2 separate regions of the Homo sapiens genome follow, and region 1 is linked to region 2. The links are chromatin loops, found by intact Hi-C in ENCODE. Cell type or tissue: heart left ventricle. All regions are shown on one strand. Each heading gives the region's core, and the rest is flanking DNA. Links, peaks and the distances in the headings are about the cores only.

Region 1 (5,369 bases), core at 213-5,212, 250 kb after region 2:
AACCAATATATGTGAGAGTACTTAGTTGAAACAAAAAGGAGTTTTAGTAGACAGTATTATACTACACATGAAAATCAAGGCGAAGTTTATGCAACTTAAAATGTTTACAAGCTGCAGTGCAATCTAATGTTTGTGAATGTCCAAGTATTATGAGAAAAAGTGTCTATACAATGACAGACTTATGTTTCCTCACAAAGTTCTTCACAAAGAGTGAAATATGTTTTTATACCTCTCAGTTTCAGTTAGAGGCATATTTTGTGCCATATTTATGTTAATGTGCCTATACGTGATGAGTGAATTATTTCAGTCATACATTGCCTAAATCATAACTTTAAGATGCTTGGGAAAGAATCAACAGCTAAAAGTTCATGAAGTTCTAATGTCTGTGTTCCAAAATACGTCACAGTATTAGGATGCAGGGAGAGATGTGTGTGCGCTCCCTGGGGTGGGCATTTCTAGTTACTAGACCATCTCCATTTTTAGCATTTGGCATCCTCATGATACTTTTATACATATGACATTAATAGGAGAGCAATAATACGATTTTACAGATGGAATAACAGATGTGCCTGCATTCAGTGAAAGAGTGCAAATATTAAGTCCTTGTGACTTCAACTGACTCTTCCAAATTGTATGAATTTATCAATGTATTAGATAAACTCAGTTCCAGAATTATAAAGAAAAACTGTTAGACCAACGAATGTGGCTAATTAACAGTAGGACGATTTCTAGCCCGAGGGTTTAAAATGGACTTCAAGTCCTGTTCTTGCCTTTTATTTTCTGAACTTGCCACTTTTGCATTCTTTGAGTTCAGTTTAAAGACAGTTTGAGTCCAATTTAGACCCTCGGGCTAGAAATCATACCACTGTTAATTAGCCACCTTATTTGGTCTAACAGTTTTTCTTTATAATTCTGAAACTGGGTTTACCTAATACATTGATAAATTATTTCAAAGGTATTTTTATAGTTCAAATCACTTCACTTTTACCCTGATAAATATAAATGACTAGGAATGATCTTCAGCTAGCCTTTAGCACCTGCAACCAATCTGACAATAATGTGTTCATCAGGTACCTGTGGATTAAATCACACACCGGCATATTTAAGCTGAATGTCAGTCTGGAAAATGAATGTACTATATTAACTGAAATACCACTCTTTGTGTAGGTATTCTGTCATATATTTAAGAAAAATTAAATAGCATGTAAATCATATAACAATAACTTAAGTCTTTCTTCAAAGTGCATGTGGTCCTTTGCAATACCTCATTCAGCCAAGTATTTGTTCTCTTCCTCATTCAGTTTAAGGCAGCTTTCAATTTGCTTAGAAGGCAACATTAGAAGGGTAGAGTTTAATCAGAAACATAGAATTTTAAAGTGTGGGTTCAACTGAATAAATTTGAATTTCTGTAGGAAGTAAAGAATTAAAAATCTATTTAAAGATTGCAATATATAATCATTTTTAAAGTATTTGTTTAACCTGATGGGTTTTCCAGAAATGAAAACAAGTCAGTTCTAAAACCAAAGCTGATATTTAGAAAATGTGAAAATATAAATCAGCCCTATGCATAATATAGTTTCTCTAAAACTTTATCTTAAAGAGTCATTTTAAAAGAATATAACTATTCAAAAATGTAACTGCTATCTTAATGTTTTGAAATAAGTTAAAACACTTTAAAATATGAATACTGTAGTTTGAAAGAAAGAAACTGGGGGAAGGAAAAGTAGAGAAAGAAATGCCAATTCCAATGCAAGGCTTTATTTGCCAAGTTTTCTTAGAATGACTTTTACCAGTTTATGAATTCTTGTAAACAGAATGTATAATAGAAATACTGAAACACTGTTGCCTAAAGTGGCATTGTTGACTGCTACTGTGATGCTACTGTAATGTAATAAATTATTAAATTGTTGCAAAGTGCTGTTTTTGCCTTAAAATTTTGTGTGTCTTGAAAACTATAGTATTACAGGTATTGAGACTGTGCAAATGCTGGGCACGCTTGGCATGAGATAATCAGTTTTTATTTTTACAAAATTGTAATTAACTATGCAAGTGTGTTTATTAAAAGAATACAAACTAAAAAGAAGTTATGGGATTTAGAAAATGTTGTAGGATGAAAAAGTTATGGGATAAAAAATGTGGAAAAGTCGTGGCAAAAAAAGTTGTGAAAAAAGTATTTAAAGTTTTATGAAAAGTTTAAAAAAAGTATTATGAAAAAGAAGTTACGGGATTAAAAAATAAGTCATGGGATATAAATAAAAATAAATAAAAGCAGGCCTCTGTCAGCATAAGCCTGGAGAAGTGGGGCTGGAGTCTGCCGCCATCGTGTCCCTACCATCCCTTCCTACCCCTTTATCATTAGGGTAGCAAGACAAGACCCCTGTCTAATGGGGAGAGACAAACAGACCCTTTGCCACCTTGACCAGGGCTGAGTCCTTAGATTTCTGGATGATGATGATTGTTATTTAAGAGCCAGAGGCTGGTGGAGTCGGTTTGTTTGGAGGCGGCCTGATGGCCTCCCTACCCTCACCAAAGCAACTTTTCCCTCAGGGGGCTCCCATCTTCTTATTCAGAGAGGCAGCTGAGGCAGGGACAATGGGGCTAACTGTAGAGCAGGTGAGGGCACGGGCTGCTGGGAAGGCCCCAGTGTACATATAGTATCTGTGTAACATTTTGTATATTCCAGGGGGTAGGGCCACCCCCTGTATCGTACCTAGCAGAGGTTGGAGCTGGCATATGAGGAGGAGGTTCTAATCATTATTTGTGGCTGGGAAACTTATTTATTGATAGCATGGGGCAGAGGAAGGAGGCGGGGATGGGGTTGTGGCTCCCTGGTGATGCGACTCCCGTTTATTTTGCTTTTCATTTTGGAATAAATGGATTTAGCCATACTGCTCAGCCTGGTGTGTTCCTTTTTCCCTCACTGGGTCCTGGAGTTTGTGCCACTGAATGAGGAGCCCCAGAGTTGTCTGAGCATGTCCAGCTGGGCTGTTGGTGACCTTCCAGGCCTGTTACCTTTATGCTGCCTAGTGACACCTGGTGGATTTCATTGGGACTGCCATGGTGCCTATGGGGCACAGTCCAGCCCTGACAGCCAACAGGCTCAGAAGCCTGATCTAGCGGTGGCCGGGAAGACAGATACTAGCACCCAAGGGCACTGACTTCCATTCACCCCAGGAGTCTTCCAGGCCCCCTGCCCAGCACTAACATCTCTTTGTGAGTCTCAACCAGACTGAGCTGCAGCTTCAGGGTCAGGGTAGGCTCTGACTTAACTGATGTGACCCAGGACAAGGGGATTTATTGATGGTGTCACATATGCTTAAGCTCTTGGCCTCTGTGATTTCTTTGGGGCATGATACCCCTCTGTCCCATGCTTAGGTGCCCACATGTGGCCACAAGTGCCTTTCCTACCACCATCCCTACTTGAGGCTGGTGTCCAGGCACCTGTGGCTCCAGGCAGAAGGCTGAGCGCAGAGCCAGGCCTGGGCAGATGTTCTGCAGGGGCTGCAGGAGCTGACAGTCCTGACCACCCAGCCCGTGGCCATCCATTCCCTTTCACCGTGGCTGGCTCTTCATCCACCATCCTTCCAGGGGCCAGGCCTGAACCCAAACTGACTTTTACCTGCCCTGGTCCCCCTTGTGCCTATCAGGTTCTTGGCTGAGCATGATGTTTTTGCCCATTTCCTTGATTATCCTCAAGAGGTTTATAGAGCCACTTGGGGACATCACATCTGTCTACCAGGTCCTCACCAGAGACATGACTGCCTTGGGCCGGGCCTGGGATAGTCAGGGGTCACACTCACCTGTTGGGACCTAGCTTCAGTGGCTTCAATCTGGGCAATGGCCTGATGGGCGGCTGCCCCTTCTCCTCTGCTTGGGGGAGGCAGGAGAGGAAGGTCAGGGAGGAGATCTGCTTCCTGCCCACCTGACACTGGTTGGAAGCAGGGCGCCCACCTGTGCCTGTCTCACCTTGCTGCAGGTGCATCGGAGGCCGAACCCCTCTCCCGATCTCCTGCAGGTGCAGATTCCAGGTTTCCAGTGGGTGTCAGTGTGGGCTCCAGAGCTCTCCTGGTCCTAGGGAACCCTGGGCTCCATGAGGCCTTGGCCTAACCAGATTGTTTCCCACACTGTCACCTCCCCACCCTGTCACCTCCCCAAACATGGGGCTGCATGCTCTGTGCCCTGGGTGGGACATTGGAAGGAGTGCCACCTTCCAGGTTTGGATCACAGTAAAGCCTCTGCCTTGGGGATGTGCTGGCCGAGACAGATGGGGTTGAACCAGCCATGATACGTTGGCCTTGGGCAAGTCATCTGTGCCTTGCTTCCCCAGCAGCCAGAAGGGATAATAGCACCTATTTCACCCATACTCAAGTGTTCACTTGTTAGCAGGAACTGAGTCCCGGAGGAGGTGCAGGTGGAGCCATTGAGGCAGCACTGCAGCTGGACCTGGGTCTGAGTCCCAGCTCCTGGCTGTGATATGCATCACTCTCTCCATTTATTTATCTGAAGGACAGGGCTGTGCTGTTCTGGGGTCACTGTGACAATGCAGCTGGCCTGTGTGAGTTGGTGGTGGCCTCCTGAGATGGTTTGAGGTGGGCTGGAGGTGTGTCTTGAATGCCCCCTCACCCCCATGGGGAAGACCCACTTAGGGAAGACTCAAGTGTCTGTATGGAGGAACCCACATTCCCTGCCCCTCAGCTGTCCTCTGTCCCTTCCTAGCCCCCTCTGCTGTCCTGCAGGCTCTGGCGGTGGCCATCCAGCTTGGTGGCCATCTGGCTGATCCACTCCTCCAGGTGGACCCTCTGTCCTCATGTGGTGCAGGTCCCATTGTGCCACCTCCAGACAGGCCATGCTAGCCCCAGGGCCTCCGTTCCCTGTTACCCAGCCCCCACCCCCAGGTACGTGCCCCCTCCCTAAAGCCCACTGTGTCCACCAGCTGTGTTTCAACTCTGTCTCTGAGCAAGGCCTAACGCAAAGCCTGAAACAGCCTGGCTTGTAGAGGGCCAGGAGACCAAAGCTTGAAGAGAGAGTGACGGTCTCCCAGAGCCCACTTAGCCTCAGCCCCAGGGCTGTGTCCATGCTGTTCCTGGCTCCAGTGAGCCAATTCTCTCCCATGACGCCTGTAAGGGCTCCAGTGGTGATGGAGGTAGCTGGAGAGAACAAGGCTGTCTTAACCCTCCCTCCCTGAGAAGGCCCAACGGGGAACGTTTTAGGCATCAGGGCATTCTGGGGGGCATCTTCCAGGGACCCCTCCTATACCCTGCCCTGCCCTGGCTCTCTAGTGAGAAATTGCAGTTGCTTGGACAGTGGGGCTGACCCAGGACAAATGCATATATTGGGCTGGTCTTCAGGGTGCTGGGGTAGGGGCAGGG
Region 2 (5,369 bases), core at 118-5,117:
TAGGCCCCTGTGGATGCTCAGCCATGGAGGTAGCCATTGGACAACTCACCAGCGCTGCTTCCTGGGCAGCTGCCTGGGTTTCCCTTGCCATGCTGATTCTTTTTTGAGTGCATCTTCTAGGACCTTCTGTCTTGGAAGGAGAGCCCCTTACTGCTCTCTTTCATGTATTGACTCAAAGTTTCTGCTGGAAGGAGCTTCAGAGATCATCTGGTCCTACCTCTGCATTTTTCAGATGAAGGGACAGGTCCAGGGAGGGAATGACCCTGGACCAGGGTCACTCCAGGTCAGGAGCACACCATGGTCAGGGCCCAGGGCTTCTGCTTCACAGGCTAGGTATCTGTCTTCTGCTCACACTGCCTTGGAGGGTATAGTTATTCATTCAGCACCTGTTCAGGACTGCCGGCTAGTGGACTGCTGGTTGGCAATTAGACCCGGTCACACATTCAGGGAGCTTGCTGGTGGAGGGAGAGGCAAGGAAACTGATGTGTTAATTGAGTCTGTGATCACCAAAAAGGTGCATCCCAGGGAAGGACTGATCTCAAATAATTTCAGACAGGTGTCATTCCTGTCTTCTCAAACTCAACCTACAGATTCCCCAGAGGCAGCTACTGTGTTTTCCACAATTCCTTTGCATGGTGTTCTTTGTAATCGGTCCTCAGTGATGGTTGCTGATGAAGCACGTTCTGCTGGCCCAACCCGCCACGTGTAGGTTTTGGTGTCCATCAGCCATATTATCATGAGTGCACACTTCTAGCAACGTCTGAGAGCCAGAGGAAGAAGCAAACCAGCTAATCTCCTGGGGTGGCCTGCATCCCCTTTATGCTGGTTTCTTCCTGGGCTTTGATTTGTACGGTGGTGCCCATCTTGATTAACAGGGACAGGGACAGAGAGGCAAATCTCTTGGCTCCCTGGAGCACCCAAACCTCCCTGTTGCCCAGGGTTCCACCTCATGAGCATCTTTGGAACCCATCCCTTCCTGCCGCTTCCTTTCACCAGTCAGCCCAGTCCACCGCAGCAGCTCCTCTCGCCCTCCAGTCTCTCCACTAACAGGGTCCCTTTGACACTGTCACCAGGTGCCAGCACCGTCTTTCTAAAACCAAAACTCCTCACCCTGGCCCTCGCTGCCCACGGCATTCTGGCCTCACCCTGACTTTCAGTCTCACTTTCTGCCCCTCTACCACCCCCCATCACAGTCCGGCCTCACTAGTAAGCCACTCCCTGTTCCCCAACCTGCCACCCTCCTCAGGACCTTCACCTTGGCAAGATTGTTCCTTCCTTTGAAGTGATTTCTTCCTGTCTCTGAAAAACTAACTCATCCTTCAGGACTCAACCCCAATGTCATTTTTTCTGGGATGCAATCTCTGACTTCTAGAGATGGTCACCCTGAGCAGCCACGCACCTGGTACAGCCCTTCCCCACAGCACTGCATCATTCCCTTGTGACTGGCCCATGTGTGGGGAAGGTGTCTCACTTTCTTATCAAACTGTGTGCTCCCTGAAGCCAGGACTGCTGATCCCTTCCGCTGCCTCAGCCTCTGGCCTGGGGCCTAATACGTGGTGCTCCATACATTCTGGTCGACTGTATGAATGAAGGGGGTGGCCCTTGTTCTCCTTTTAGATCCTAAATCCCGACAGCTTTATAGAGCCCAGGCCTGGCAGGCTCCCAGAACTTGAAGCCACCAGACCCCACATGGAACCAAAGGCCTCCTGTCCAGCTGCTGCACCCTTGATGGAGAGAAAATTCCATGTTCTTGTGGGTGTCACGGGGAGTGTCGCAGCCCTGAAGTTGCCTCTTCTGGTGTCAAAGCTTTTGGACATTCCTGGGGTGAGTATCCTCACCAGATAAGCATGGCAGCCTCCGGCATGGGAGGCCGGTGCTCCCGGGGATGGCCCATTGCTCTGCAGTACATGCAATTTTCTTTTTCTTTATCATGTTAATCATGCTTGTGGAGGTCCTGTGTGTGTGGTGCTCTGTGGAGGATTCAGGAGACAGAGACCAGTGCCCAGTGTAACCAGGGGCTAGATTAGATAGTACAGACAGGGCATGAGGGGAGACTGGGAAAGGACCCAGTGAACGGAGGGTTTGGGCTCCCATACATTAACCCTGAGAATCCGTGAAGTCCTGTGTGGGAGGAGGGCTGGCTGGAGAAGTGCAGCAAGTTCTCAGTATCCCCTCCTGCCTTGGGCTTCCCCATCCCTGCTTTCATTCCGCCTTGAACACTGCGGCTGTGTTCTCCCTCCTCGTGAGACCTCATGGTTGTCTTGTCAGTCAAATGCTCTGAAACCCCATTGTCTGAAGCTCTAGGTTCAAACTTTGCTCCTTCAGGTGTTCAGAGCTGCCCCAGGGGCCCCCGACTGTGTGCTGGGGTGAGGGACTCTAGCCCCCGTCCTTGGCCAGACCCTCAACTTGGATCTATTTTCTATATTGGGGTTCTGGTGCAGAAGTTCAAGGCTTTAAACAGCGTGAAATCTAACAGGGAGTGGCCCCACTTCCTAGTTCCACCTCCAGGGCCCTTAGTTGGTCTGTCTTATCCCCCTTGGTCTTTGCGTGGCTGGGCCCTGCTAGGCTGGCTGCCCTCTCTGCTCCTCTCTCGCCTTTTCACATTCTGTGCAAAGCCTTCCCTGTCTGCCCCAGCCCAGCCCCTGTGGTTTTGGCCCCTTCTTTTAAACTTATTTGACATAGAACTATAGGTTGCCTTAGACACTGCTGGTGTTACTGGCCCCTAGTTTTTGGTGGGGTCTTGTGAAGTTGCTGGGCCCCAGGCCTGGCTTTTCCCTCTTGTTATCAGCTGAGCACCCAAGGTGCAGTGGCCGTATCTGGCATGTCCAGCAGGGGGCGGTGCTTACTCACAGATGACCACGTGGTCACATCAGCTGGGGCTGGGCTGGGAAGTGTTTCACTTTTTTACTTTCCACCAACTTCCACCCAGAAAGTCACCCCATCACCCCACCCCCAGGGCTGGGATAAGCCATGAAGCTGCCAGCCAGGGATGACAGCCAGGCCAGAGTGGGGGAGGGAGGAGAGTCTCGTGGCACTCTGACACTGGGTGCTGCACTTTTAGGGCAGTGCTGCTTAGGCCCAGCCACCCGCTGTGTACCCAGAAGCATTGGTAGGAGCTGCCCAGCTAGAGCCGTGAGGGTGGGAGGCCTCTGCCACCACCCCCTGGGGAGGGAGGGAGCCATGCAGTTCCCTTTTCCCATAGCCCCAGGGCAAGTGAGTTTCCGGACTAGGGGTGGATAGGGGCGGGGAGTCCTATCCCAGGAAACAGATGGGCAGCCTCAGAGCGGAGGGAAATGGCAACCCTACCGCTTCCTCCCATCCCACGCAGCCAGCGTTTGGTGGGAGGGGGGTTGTGAGGAAAGGGTTGCCTGGAGCAGGGAGGTGCTCCAGCCCACCCCAGGGCCTTTTAGCCTGGGCCCCATGGGATGGCAGGCCATGTCTGGAACAGGACTTGGCTTCCCCTCTCTGGTTGGAGTTGATGCCAAAAGTGAGGCAGCCAGAGGGCACTGAACTGGGAGGGAGGGCTCCCCGACTCAGCCTCTTGGAGCTTGCCTTTCCCATTTGAAAATAGGGCTGATTCCTGCTGCCCATCCCCCAGACTCTTGTCAGGCTCCCTGAGATGTTGGCTGGGGTGGGAGGGGTCACAGATGAAAATGGTCCTGTGCCAGTGACTCAGCACAGAGCCTGGCATGTTGAAGCACTCGGTTGTGTGTGTTTCCTGGCCATCACCCTGTCCTTTCCCCTTGTTCATGTCCTTTGGGCCAGCCACATGGTGTGGGGCAACCCCACTGGGAAGAGCCATGGAAGCCACAGTTCACCTGCTCTTGTGGAGGGCCCATGCCTTTCATCTGCAGGGAGACAGCTCTCCAAGCCTGGCCTTGCTTATTAGGGCCCTCGTGAGGTGTTGGGATCCAAAGGTAATCCCTGGATTGCCTTGTGTTGGCCCCAGTGGTGGCGTCTATCCCTGCACACTCCCCTTCACTCCCTGATGGCCCTGATCTCCACATTGCCTCCTGCTGGATCTCCTGCAGGAGCATCATTGTCCCTTGGAGCAGTCACTTTCAGCTCTTCACCTGCTGAGTCGTGGGTTCAGGTGCTCAAGGCTTTCCGGAACTTCCTTAGGTACATCCAGATTTTGTCTAGCACATGAACAGCTGGGGTGTGGGCTGCAGGGAGCTGGGGGATTCTACAGATCTGGCCCATCACTGTTCCTGATTGACCAGTATGTCCAGACATCCCGGGAAAGCCGCTAATGTCAAGGTAGCCAAATCAGGGAGACTGTGAGGGGTGGTGGAGAGACATGGATTAGCCACAAGCCACACACACCAGCAGTCAGGGAGAGTAGTCACTAGCAGAGATGACCTTGAGTATGTTGGGGCAGGTGGGCAACCGTGTCACAAGAGAGGCAGCTGAGCACATTTCTGACGCTGGGACCCTGGGCAAGTCCGTTCTTTTTGGCCATAATTTTCTTATCCACACAGTGAAGGAGGGGCAGGTTCTCAAATGATCCATCTCCAGGGCCTCTTCTGGCACTGGTGTTAGAAGATTCTAGATGTGAGGGCAAAAAGGACTAGGACCCAAAGGCAGCCTGAGAGAAGGTCCTGGGGCTCAGGAGCTTCAGGATGCCGGGGGTTTTGTAGTTCCGTAGTTGTCATGTAATTGAGTGGCAGTAAAATCCGGGTTGTCAGCTCAGGCAGTTTCTTCCCTGGGGTTGGCAGCCTGGCCCATGCAGGGGAGCAAAAATGGCTTTCCTCCATCTTGCTAGGCTGCTTGGCTGGGCTATGAGTTCAACTGACTTATAAACAAAATTAACAGGGCCGGGCGCGGTGGCTCACTTTGGGAGGCTGAGGCGGGCGGATCACTTGAGGCCAGTTCGAGACCACCCTAGCCAACATGGTAAAACCCCAGCTCTACTAAAAATACAAAAATTACCCGGTTGTGGTGGGCGCCTATAATCCCAGTTACTCAGGAGGCGGAGGCAGGAGAATCGCTTGAACCCAGAAGGCAGAGGTTGCAGTGAGCTGAGATCATGCCACTGCACTCCAGTCTGGGTAACAGAGCAAGACTCCATCTCAAAACAATAACAACAAAAAACAAGATCAACAGGAGAAAACCATATTTAGTTACATATCTGCACATGGGTGTACCACAAAATATGAGATTCCCAGAAGGGTGAGATGGCTGAAGCCTGTATAGCAGCCTGAGCTACAGAAGGAAATAGGGGCTTGGGGCTTCTGGGGGTGGTGGCGACACAAGTTATGGGAGGGTGAGGGGAGGAATTATACGGTCTTGTTAGGCAGATAAAAACCTCTCAGATAATAAAAGATGCCTCAGCAGATTGTCAATAAGTCAGTCTTCCTTTCTCAGGG

The links. Hi-C counts contacts between places; a loop is a spot of excess contacts. Peaks named below come from ENCODE experiments on the same cell type or tissue, not always from the same donor. Only the 100,000 strongest peaks of a DNase experiment are listed, where the experiment ranks them.
Region 1: it touches region 2 in a loop (8-fold over the local background); 4 of 110 quality-filtered maps call a loop at or near these places.

The regions. Positions count from the first base shown.
Region 1 is chr15:75,271,538-75,276,906 of GRCh38, forward strand. It overlaps GOLGA6C (golgin A6 family member C), which reads left to right. Exons shown (of 18, transcript NM_001164404.2): 18 at 1-1,918. It also overlaps a transcript of GOLGA6D not described here. Among named protein-coding and RNA genes, the nearest start is that of GOLGA6D, 8.6 kb to the right of the region's middle. RefSeq lists enhancers at 4,213-4,744, 5,277-5,369. In heart left ventricle, for the core only: a CTCF peak has its summit at 3,045 (motif pointing left); a DNase peak (open chromatin) is centred at 3,064.
Region 2 is chr15:75,026,630-75,031,998 of GRCh38, forward strand. PPCDC (phosphopantothenoylcysteine decarboxylase) reads left to right here. Exons shown (of 6, transcript NM_021823.5): 2 at 1,618-1,824. The coding sequence starts at 1,690. Among named protein-coding and RNA genes, the nearest start is that of PPCDC, 5.7 kb to the left of the region's middle. RefSeq lists enhancers at 2,549-2,738, 4,795-5,295. In heart left ventricle, for the core only: CTCF peaks have their summits at 2,821 (motif pointing right) and 3,022; a DNase peak (open chromatin) is centred at 2,842; H3K4me3 peaks cover 612 bases; H3K27ac peaks cover 1,969 bases.